3 separate regions of the Homo sapiens genome follow, and all the other regions are linked to region 1. Evidence: chromatin loops called from intact Hi-C (ENCODE). Cell type or tissue: heart left ventricle. All regions are shown on one strand. Each heading gives the region's core, and the rest is flanking DNA. Links, peaks and the distances in the headings are about the cores only.

Evidence for each region. A loop is a pair of places that touch in the nucleus more often than their neighbours do. Peaks named below come from ENCODE experiments on the same cell type or tissue, not always from the same donor. Only the 100,000 strongest peaks of a DNase experiment are listed, where the experiment ranks them.
Region 2: it touches region 1 in a loop (3-fold over the local background); 7 of 110 quality-filtered maps call a loop at or near these places.
Region 3: it touches region 1 in a loop (3-fold over the local background); 27 of 110 quality-filtered maps call a loop at or near these places.

Annotation. Positions count from the first base shown.
Region 1 is chr4:185,207,747-185,211,303 of GRCh38, reverse strand. It overlaps SNX25 (sorting nexin 25), which reads right to left and starts at 1,706. Exons shown (of 19, transcript NM_001378034.2): 1 at 1,049-1,706. The coding sequence starts at 1,477. It also overlaps a transcript of CFAP97 not described here. RefSeq lists silencers at 898-1,087, 1,158-1,317, 1,428-2,007. In heart left ventricle, for the core only: a CTCF peak has its summit at 1,637; DNase peaks (open chromatin) are centred at 1,033, 1,335 and 1,743; H3K4me3 peaks cover 1,767 bases; H3K27ac peaks cover 1,373 bases.
Region 2 is chr4:186,036,231-186,039,787 of GRCh38, reverse strand. No RefSeq gene overlaps it. Among named protein-coding and RNA genes, the nearest start is that of TLR3, 31 kb to the left of the region's middle. In heart left ventricle, for the core only: CTCF peaks have their summits at 1,249 and 1,450 (motif pointing right); no DNase peak of the experiment used is centred there.
Region 3 is chr4:185,595,912-185,599,468 of GRCh38, reverse strand. The region is part of intron 24 of SORBS2 (sorbin and SH3 domain containing 2); the gene reads left to right. Among named protein-coding and RNA genes, the nearest start is that of SORBS2-AS1, 9.8 kb to the right of the region's middle. In heart left ventricle, for the core only: CTCF peaks have their summits at 1,484 and 1,687 (motif pointing right); a DNase peak (open chromatin) is centred at 1,708; H3K27ac peaks cover 993 bases.

The DNA.
Region 1 (3,557 bases), core at 614-3,113:
GCGAAATGTCTGTTACCTACTAATGCCTTCCGCCATTATCTCAGCGCTGCATTCTGAACTAACACACTCAGAGTAGTTTGGTGAAGTGTGGTGCTTTCTTTTAAAATAAAGGAGTGAGCAGGTCATGTGATAAGCAAATACAAACCCTGGGGACAAATGATCATTAACAAATATTCTTATGAAGTTGAGCCACTGCCATTTATCTTACCCCAAAGCGCTTGGGCAATTTCATTAGAATGATGGTATCACTCAGTCAAGCAGTGAGTGTTAAGCTGGGATAGAATAAAGTTCCCTTTAAAGGATTATGAGAAGGAATGTGGAAGAAAGATGGGGCAGTGGGTTTGGCACTGAAGAAGAGAAGCGCTCATTTAAAACACTGTTCTTTCCTACATTCCCTAACCCCCGCCCTAGTGTCCCACAGCGCGCTGAGGATGGCTTTCCTTTTGTTGCAAACCAGTGATTTCTGGCATCCCCCTTCCAAATCACAGAAGCCAGCGGGGACTGCACAACTATAATACGTATCCGCATGGTGGAAGGCAGGATAGGGTGGTGGGAAGGGTACGCGGGCTTGGGGGTGAGGCGCTGGGCCAGGGACCGAAGCAAGTTTCCTCATCGGCAAACGGTCATAAAGTTGCCTCCCACCGAGAACGGCCAGAAGAACCAAGCGGATCGCCAGGACCGTGCGCAGAGCCTGCACGTAGCGAACGCTGTGATTCCCTTCTTCCCCTCCCACGGCAAGCGACACCGAAGGTCTGGGGACACCCTTAGGGTTGTGACTGAGGATGGTTGTCGAGTGACTACAGAGCCCAGTAAATAACGCGCATCTCCTCCAGCACCGCGGAGCGCGGAGCCCGGAGCCCGGAGCCCGCCGCGCGCGGGCGCCGGGGAACGCTCGCGTCCACGGCCGGGCCCGCAGCCCAGCCCCCTGGCTCCCGGCTTCCCGCTTCGACAAGGGCATGCCGCGGCCCCCCGGAGCTCGGGGCGCGGGAGCTGGCACCGGAAGCGGGGAGGGCCGGCGGAGCTGGGCGGCCAGGAGTCGGGTACTTACCCCCGGCGGGCGGCGGGCGGCTGAGGTCGCGGCCAGCCGGCTCCAGGCGGCGGCGAAGTCGGGCGGCTGGGCGCGCGGGCTCCGGCAGACGAGGGCAAACAGGATCCCCAGCAGGAAGGCGGCCGCCGCGCAGCTCAGGTACAGGCTGAGCCTGAACAGGACGGAGCTCAGCCCCGCGGCCCCCGCCGCCTCCCCGCTGCCGGGCCCCAGGAAGGAGAGGGCCACGGCGGCGAGTGCGGCCACCGCCACGGGCTTCCACCAGCTCCGGCCGCCCGGGGCCCCCGGCGCCGCCGCTGCTGCTGCCTCCGCGTCCCCCGGGGACTCCGGCCGCCGCTCGCCCCTGAAGCCCGAGACAGGACGGCCGCCGGCGCCTGCGGCCCGCGCGGGGCTGGGGCCGGCGCCGCCACTGTCGGTCGCATCGGGGTGCATGCTGCTTCCTGGGCCGCTAAGGACAGGCACATCTCCTGCCCCCCGGTCCCCCGCCGGCGCTCCGGAGGCAGGGGGAGCCCGCGCTCATGCCTCGCCCGCGGCCCACCGAGGGAGCGGCCCCCGCAGACGCCGCCGGGCCCCTCTCGGCGACCCCTCAGCGCCGCCACCAGGCGCTGGGCCCGTAGCTGCCGGGCCGGGCGCAGCCAGGGAGCCCCACCGTGTTGTGACTGAAGCCTGGCCAGCCTGACGCGGGCGGGGCGGGGCCGCCCTGAAGTGCGTGTCGGGCGGGGCCCGGAGCCACCGCGGCCGCTGAGTGACAGCCGGGAGGCGCCCACCCACAGCGCGGGGGCGGGGTCCGGGCCGGGGCCCCACGGGGAGAGGGCGCGACCCAGCGCGGTGCACACCTCTCTTTCCCACGCTCCCCTCCTCCTCTACAGGATGCCGTCTGTTCATGGAAAATTTTGCTGCAGGTGTCAGCGGCGCTGGTAATTCCTGAGCTCAGGTGATCCCGTAATTCTCCCTCTCCGCTCATCACTGACGAGTAACCTCTTCGCTTTGCTTACAGCCGGCAAACATTTCTGCCTGGTTTTCACTCGCTATTTAAATAGGCAACCGTTCCCGAGACTCCCTGTCACAGTTTCTAACGACCTTCCCTTTCCCACCCTGCCGCCTTAGGGAAGGAATCAGACACGTGCGGTGGAGTAAGTGAAGCCTGCAATTCCTAGCTATGGAAAGGTCCAAAGAAGTCGGCCTGGTGCAACAGGGTGCACGCAGCTGCCCATAATCACTTTGGCTCCACTTCTGGTTTTTGTTTTGTTTTGTTTTGTTTTTTGTTTTTTACCAACTATTCAGTTCAAATGCTATCAGCCACGCAAAGGAACGTGGTCCAAATAATTTTTAGAGTATATATTTGCCTTTTCTTCTGTCATAGTCCCAGCCAGTAATATACAGATAACGCTTGCTAAGTAGATGCCAATATGCTACTTAAACACTGGCAATTACTGCTAAGACTAATAAAGAAGCAGATGTAGCTTTTGCTTTTAGTATCAATTGGTATTCATGGGCATTTCATTCTTTCTTTCTTTCTTTTTTTCTTTTTTTTTGAGACGGAGTCTCTGTTGCCCAGGCTGGAGTGCAGTGGGGCGATCTCGGCTCACTGCAATCTCTGCTTCCTGGGTTCAAGCCATTCTCCTGGCTCAGCCTCCCGAGTAGCTGGGATTACAGGCACGCACCACCACACCTAGCAAATTTTTGTATTTTTAGTAGAGACGGGGTTTCACCATATTAGCCAGGATGGTCTCAATCTCCTGACCTCGTGATCCGCCTGCCTCAGCCTCCCAAAGTGCTGGGATTATAGGTGTAAGCCACCGCGCCCGGCCTCATTTCATTCTTTCTTAAACCTTCTAAGTCAGAAATGAAGAGTGCCTCATGCTAGATGTGACTTTGCCATGCCAAGGGGATGATCAAAATAAGTTACCAGTTTCCTTTCTCCTCCTTTTTTAAGAAAATAGGGGCGGGCACGGTGGCTCACGCCTGTAATCCCTACACTTTCGGAGGCTGAGGCGGGCAGATCATGAAGTTAGGAGTTCAAGACTAGCCTGGCCAACATAGTGAAACTTGAACCCCGGAGGTGGAGGTCGCAGTGAGCCGACATCGCGCCATTGCACTCCAGCTTGGGCAACAGAGTGAGACTTCGTCTCAAAAATAAAATAAAATAAATAAAGCAGTATGATTAATTTTGAAGAAGCCCTTTTGCCTCTAAAATAGTTGTTAATTTTCACCCAATTGGAGCCCCTCAAAGTGTACCCTACCAACCCAAATTATTCAAATAAAGCACAGTGGCTTGTTATCAACAACAACCAAATCTATGTTTTTTGATCATTTACATGCCGAGGACTGTATTCTGAATTCTTTATGATAAATTTAAATTAATTTTTCAATTTTAGCCCTAGCTCACCATAATAGTAACTAACAGCACTTACTGTGTGCCAGATACTATTCTAAGGACCAAACATACTTCATTTAATCTTCCCAGCAACCCCGATGGATACCATTATCTCCATCTACACAGCGGGGAACT
Region 2 (3,557 bases), core at 361-2,860, 830 kb before region 1:
AGTCAGGGAGCCGAGGTTTCTGCAGGAAAGACTCATCGGCAGGGACCTGCTTCTCACGCGGTCCGTGTGCCAGCGGTGCTTGGTCCTTAGATGGAGGTCTCTGCGTCCTGGAATCTGGAAATGCTGCATGAAGTCACACTTTTCTTCCTTTGCCTCAGGATTCCAGTGTGTTCCGAGTTTTAAATGACCATTTCAGCCAGGTTGTACTTTTTGCAGCATTAAATGGTTACCTCTGGATAGATCACGCTCTTCTAATGAAAATGTCAGGAAATAGATTCAAGGTTACAAACCAAAAGAGGGCCTGCAGCTTTTAGGTTTACAGTTGGTCAAGAATTTAAAGCATTTCTGACAGAAAGAGGCAGCATTACACAGCAATGAAAAGCAGCGTTTTGTAATCAGAAAGATCGAGCTTCACACCATAGTTCTGCCTCTTGGTGACTATCTGTGACCTTGAGCAAGGTTATTCAGCTCCTTAAGCCCCAGGTTTCATATCTGAATAATGGTCGTGTCTACCTTAGGGGACTATTGTGAGGATTAAATGGAATAATGTGCGTCTACTTCTAGCATATAGTAAATACAGAGTGATCGTTATAATTAGTAACTTTCAGTGATAATTTTACTTTCCTATTTAATACATTTGATCAATATGCTTCTTATAATCAAATAGCCCTATGACAGTGTATTTTACTTAATGATTCATTTATTTTCACCAGATATAATTCCATGATTTAATATCCTTCCTTCTCTCTCTCCTTTCCTTCCTTCCTCTAGTTGTACATCAGCTTCTAAGTCCATAATGTAATTGTCAATGATCTCATGTTGCTGTTAAAGTTAACCTCTAGAAGGTTACATTCTCAGCCATGTTAGTTCTCATTGTACTAAGAGTAAAGTTTTTTGTTTTTATTTTTGAAATAGGGTCTTGCTCTGTTGCCCAGCCTGGAGTGCAATGGCGTGAGCATGGCTCGCTGCAGCCTTGACCTCCTGGGCTCAAACGATGCTCCTGGCTCAGTCTCCCTGAGTAGATGGGATGCACAACCATGCCTGGCTAATTATTTTTATTTTTTATTTTTATAGAGATAGGGTCTTACTATGCATAGGGTGGTCTTGAATTCCTGGGCTCAAGGGATCCTCCCATCTCAGCCTTTCAAAGGTCTGGGATCACAGGTATGAGCCACTGCACCCTGCTAGAGTTCTCTTCTATACCTGAACTTCCAGATGATAATAGGATCATAATTGCTGCCTTGCCCTAGATTTAGGGATTATCTTACTAACTATCGAGAAGATTCATTTGGTGCTAGGAATGCATAATCTTCTGCTTTGAAACACTTCTCACGGTTATGTAACAGGAGAGGCTAATCTTGCTATTTCTGGTTATGTAAGGCTGCCTGCAGCTCCTCTGGGCTGAGACGTCAAGAAGTGTGTCATTTCAAGACACAACACTAGATGGCGCAAAGATATCACCTTTTCCCATTTAAGTCCCGAAATTCGAAATTACTGGCAAAGCACAATTTCATTTCATAATTAGGTGATTAAATAAGCTAATTACAGATGCAAAGAATTAGACACTTGAGTGTTCCCTTTGCTCCTTCCCTTCCTCCTCGCTGTCCTCTCATTTTCCTCGCTTGTTCCTTTAGCATGCCTTGAGATTTGGGCTCTCTTGGAGGAGTAGAAAAGTCAGGGCTTTTCCTGCTGCCGAAACAGTGTAGGTAAAGGATCCACAGAGTCGATTTTCCTTCACCTGTGGAAACACTAGGGAATGGCATTGGTGTGTGCCTTCCATCGACTTTTGGGCTGCCTATCTTCCAGGTTATAGAAGGCCTTACTGGGCTTGTGGCCCTCTCTGCCCTGGTCCTTCCCATCCCCTGGCTGGGAAGCTCAGCAGAGTGCCCACAGGTCTGGATTCCAGGTGCTGCTTCCATCTGTGATTCCCGCCTGCCCTGCAGTATTGCTCCCTCTCCTAACAGCTCCATCTCTCCTATCTACATCCTGCCTAGAGGGGCACACCTGTGCATCAGCTCCCTAGTGTGTGCAATCAACAAATTGAGTGAGGTTATCTCCAGAATCACTTTCCCAGTCTAAAGAGCTTATAATTCTTTGAACCAGCTTATCCCTTTGTTCTTTTTGGGGTCCTAATTAGGGAAAAGGAGTCAGGCTGGTGGGACCGAGGGAAAGCAGAAAGAGGAAGCAGATAAGTTATGTAGGCTTGCCTTTCTTCACCAGGACCAGTCCTCCTATGAATATAACTCAATCGTCCTCTACCCACCTTCTCACCAGGCACGGGTAAGTGAGCTCCCTGTAACCCTGGTGTTATCAGTACTGCTCGTAGCCCTCTTCAGCACACAGCAGAAGCACAGTTCTATAAAATCCCCAGCCCTGCAAGACTTTGTTTCCTGGCAGTCAGCTCCTCTTCTGCTGGCCTACCTGTTGCCTTCTTGCAACATATTTTTATACTTTCTTTATTAAACCTGCCTTTCTTTACCTACAACTATCTTGATAAATTCTTACCCCCGTGCCACTGGCCCGGATAGTCACCAGTCACCCATGACATTCTTTTCCCTTCTGTTCCCTGTATGTCATGTCCCACGGCAACCTTCCACACTTTATTCTAAATAAGCACTCATTTGGTCAGTGACTAGGTTAGCAAGTGAATGAATGACCAGCTTCTGTGACCTCATCTGCCTACCTTCAACATTTCCTTTCCTGTCCTCTTCCCCACCCTGCCCCCCAATATGTGCTTTTCTTCATCATTTCACTGTCCTTCCCAGCAACTGAATTTAGAGTCTTCATTCCAGCTCCTCCTGCTCCATTCCTTCCTGCACTCTTTGCTGCTGTTCTCTGCTTGCTTCCCTGCTGTGTCATTTCAGTTGCTAGAGTTTTGTGTTTTGCTTGCCACATCAGTCTCTGGCTTATCTGCATTATATTCCTGCTCACCAAAATAGAATGACTGAGATATTGATTGAAGTGGCAGATTTGGATTCGCCTCAGCTCTGGTGTTAGGTTGTTCTTGGCTTGCTATAAAAAAAATACCTGAGACTGGGTAATTTATAAGAAAAGAGGTTTAATTGGCTCATGGTTCTGCAGGCTTTACAGGAAGCATGGTGCTGTCATCTGCTTGTCTTCTGGGCTGTCTCAGGGAGCTTTTACTCATGGTGGAAGAAAAAGAGGGAGCGGGTGGGTCACATAGCCAGAGCAGGAGCAAGAGAGAGAGTAGGGAGGAGATGCCACACACTTAACCAATCTCTCTGGAACTCACTGTCACAAGGACAGCACCAAGCCATAAGGGATCCACCCCCATGACCCAAAAACCTCCCACCAGACCCCACCTCCAACACTGGAGATTATAATTCAACCTGAGATTTGGAGGGGACAATATCCAAACTGTATCAGCTCACAAATGAGATTTGAATCTGAGTAGTAAGTTTATGACAACCAAGGTGAATTGGTAATGGGAATAGTTAGGAGTATCAGACAAACATAAGAAACAAGTTAGCTTTTTTTTTTTTTTTTTGAGATAGAGTCTTACTCTGTCACCCAGGCTGGAGTGCAATGGCATGATC
Region 3 (3,557 bases), core at 361-2,860, 390 kb before region 1:
GTCTGGATTCTATCCACTTCCTATTTCTTGCCAGCTCTGATTGAACTTAAAGGTCAAATTACTTTCCCTTAGCTACTTCGTTCCATAGTATCTACAGTACTTTAAAATACATGGACTCTAAATGGTACTTACTATCAATTCTAAGGAATGCAGCCAAGGAGTTTGGAAATTTTCATCTGGACATAAGTCAGGATTCCTTTCCTCATTTCTGTTTTAATGGACCCGGATTCAACCTTGACTGGCCTATCGCATGGCCGTGCTTCTGCATTTCAAGAAGTTCTCAAGGGCTTGATTTCACAGAAGTCTTCATTTTTTATTTCTAAAGAAAAGTCGATATTATTCTGCATTCATGCCACTTTGTGCTTTTTGCATTGCATAGGAAGACCTCATTTTGTTGCTGAGGCAGAGCTTTGTGTTGCCATAGAGACAGAAATGCCAATTTGTAGAGACTCTTAGACTCCCCCGAATGGCCTTCCAGAGCCAAAGCAAAACATAAGCTTCTTTTGCAGTGAAAAGGACCCATCTATAACCCTCCTGTGGGTCCACGAGATGGTATGCTTGTGTTCCCCTTAAGGTTTTTTTTTTATTTTTTGCCTGATTTTTACATTATGTATTTGTATGTCAGATTACACGTGTGTTTGTGTGAACCATAAATATTCTATTTTTTTAGATTTATGCAAAGTTGTGTTTTACCTTCATAATTTAAGAAGGAAAAATAAGCCTCTAGAAACATAAACGTGGTATTATTAGGAGAATTTCATCGAATTCTGGTGGGCAAATATGACAACTAATATTTTATAAAAAAAGATAAAAACACTTTAGCACTGCTTATATTGCTTTCAGAGATTTTTTTGCATTAGTGTTTAAAGTAACAGTCAATCCTTCTTTAAGAATTATTTGATACTAAATATAGCTAATCCTCCAGAGATAACTGCAGAAGCTTTGATAAATTAGACGGCTTTTCAACAGACTGTAGCTCACTAAGATCGGAAAGTATATATTTTACTGATGTTACAGACTCCATGATGTTTCAAACCAGCTTCCTTATGAACAGCAACTTGTGATTGGTTCTGGCTTTGGAAATTAGCATGTGTTTAAAACTTGTCTCTTTTGTATCCGTTTTTGACAACATTAAAAAATAGCTACAGAAAAATACTTACATAGTCAGGGCTACAGAAAAAAATACATATTTAGGATACGATGAAAACCGCAGCATGCTTCACTGGATTTTTCTCTTGTTCTACTCTTAAGATTCATCAAGGAAATATAAGCATAATATAATTCTTGTTCAAAATGCCCAGCACAGTGATTGTAATGTGTCAGTTGAAAGCCATCTTTCTAGGTTCAGCTCATGTAAGCCTCTCTGAATGTCACAAGTGTATATTGTTCTATATTTATCTTAAAACTGCTAAGAAGTTAGGGGAAATGGAAATGCCTGCACAGATAGTCAAAATAGAAATGGACACGGACCAAAAATGCTGGTGGCTTTACAAGGGATGCTTTCTCAAAAATTTAAAACGTGGGGAGGGAAGAACATGGTTAGGAAAACAGATGACTGTCTATTCCACATCACTCTGCGGCCTTTAAAATAGGCTTTTAAAATTTTTCCAGCCTTGGGAACTTGGATAAAAAGGGGCAGATAAAGCAGAAACAACTCTCAGCTTGTTGCTGCCATTGCTCACCACTAGGTGGCGACAGAGTGCAGCTGCATTACAAATCTCTGCTTAAGCGACTTGCCATTTGAGTTACATCACCAAGGGGAAAGGGCGAAAGACAGTCTCCCCAGATAATCTATTTACATCACCTTATAGGACATTTGCACCTACCTCAGCGTCAAAATTAAGATGCTGATTTTAGCCAAGGTAGGCCAAGTAGTCCATCATAGTAATCTTTCATGCAATAGCGTGCACATCGAAATTACCATTTTGTTTCTTTTTCTGTTTGTTTTTTACCTATTTGTCGTATTAAGAAATTATCCAGTATCTTTGGGTTTTGGTTTACCATTCTGCAAAATGGAGTTGAATTGTAACCATTATTTTTTTTTACGTGACCGAGACACATGAGAATTAACCAATCAATGTCAGTGTCCCAGCTCTCTGTGTAAAACTGATGACGGACACCTTTACACAGCAGAGGAAATACATCTGTGGAAATGTGTATCCTTCATGGAATCCCTGAGGGGACCCGATTAACCCTCATCTTGTCCAACTCATTGATTTCAGAGATAGGGAAGCTGAGGCATCCCCAAGGTTATATGGTGCTTAACGCCCAAAACAGAAAGACGCAGATGAGCCGTCTTAGATAACTGTTCTTGCTACTCATTCCCTACTAGTCAAATGCCTTTAAAATAAACTATTTCAAGTACTGTAATTAGTCAGCTTTCCTCAAAACTGTCTCCTAGTTATCCACATTAACATGGAGGTGATTCTTGTTAAAGGTAAGCTTTGAAAAGTTCTAAAACTCGCCATTATAAGACACACACAACTTCTCTGCTACGAAAAGTCTTGATTGATTCTGGCCTCAGGATGTGAACAGTATAGAAAACTGATGATTTGTGTGTAAAAAGAGGGGCAGGGTTTGAAAGATATGAAGGAAGGGAAAAGAGAAATTGGGAAACAGGTAAAAGCAAGGACGGGGGCCGGGCGCAGTGACTCACGCCTGTAATCCCAGCACTTTAGGAGGCCAAGGCGGGAAGATCACAAGGTCAGGAGATCGAGACCATCCTGGCTAACATGGTGAAACCCTGTCTCTACTAAAAATACAAAAATTAGCTGGGCACGGTGGTGCGTGCCTGTAGTCCCAGCTACTCGGGAGGCTGAGGCAGGAGAATCGCTTGAACCCGGGAGGCAGAGGTTGCAGTGAGCCAAGATCACACCACTGACCTCTAGCCTGGTGGCAGAGTGAGACTCCATCTCAAAAAAAAAAAAAAAAAAAAAAAGCAAGGACGGTGCTGGCTGCCCCACACAGGAACATACGTTCTCCAGCCATGGACGTGGGATCCAGGAAGCTGCAGGTTTGCAGCAATCACCAAATTTTCATAATGGTCAATGGGACAGTTCAGTTAAATGATTGATGAGGTGGGTTGAGTTAAAGGAATTAAACTAGTAGAATTATAATGATGATAACTAAAAAGGGATATACGGACTTTAAAAGTTGATTGTTTTACATTAATGAACAATTTGATTTTTAAAGTGGTATTCACATTTTAACAAAAGAGCAATGAAATGAAACTAACCAGTTTTACAAAGCATTGGATGCCATGATGTAGAAGTTGAAACTTTTACTCAATTTTAAAATATTAAAATGGTTTAAATGTGTGAAAACAGGGATGCCAATTTTAGAGCATAATGAAATATATTTTACACAACATTTTCTCTTAAGACAAGAATAAATAATATTTTCTTATTCATAACTTTATTATGCACTGCAAATGGTGCTATGATTGTTTTGGGGAAAGAGTAGTAGCTATCTTGGTATATGATATGCAGTCTGGCATATTAGACATTTTCAAGTTACTTTTGAGTACAGTATTTTTCAGTGACTAACATGTACATTCT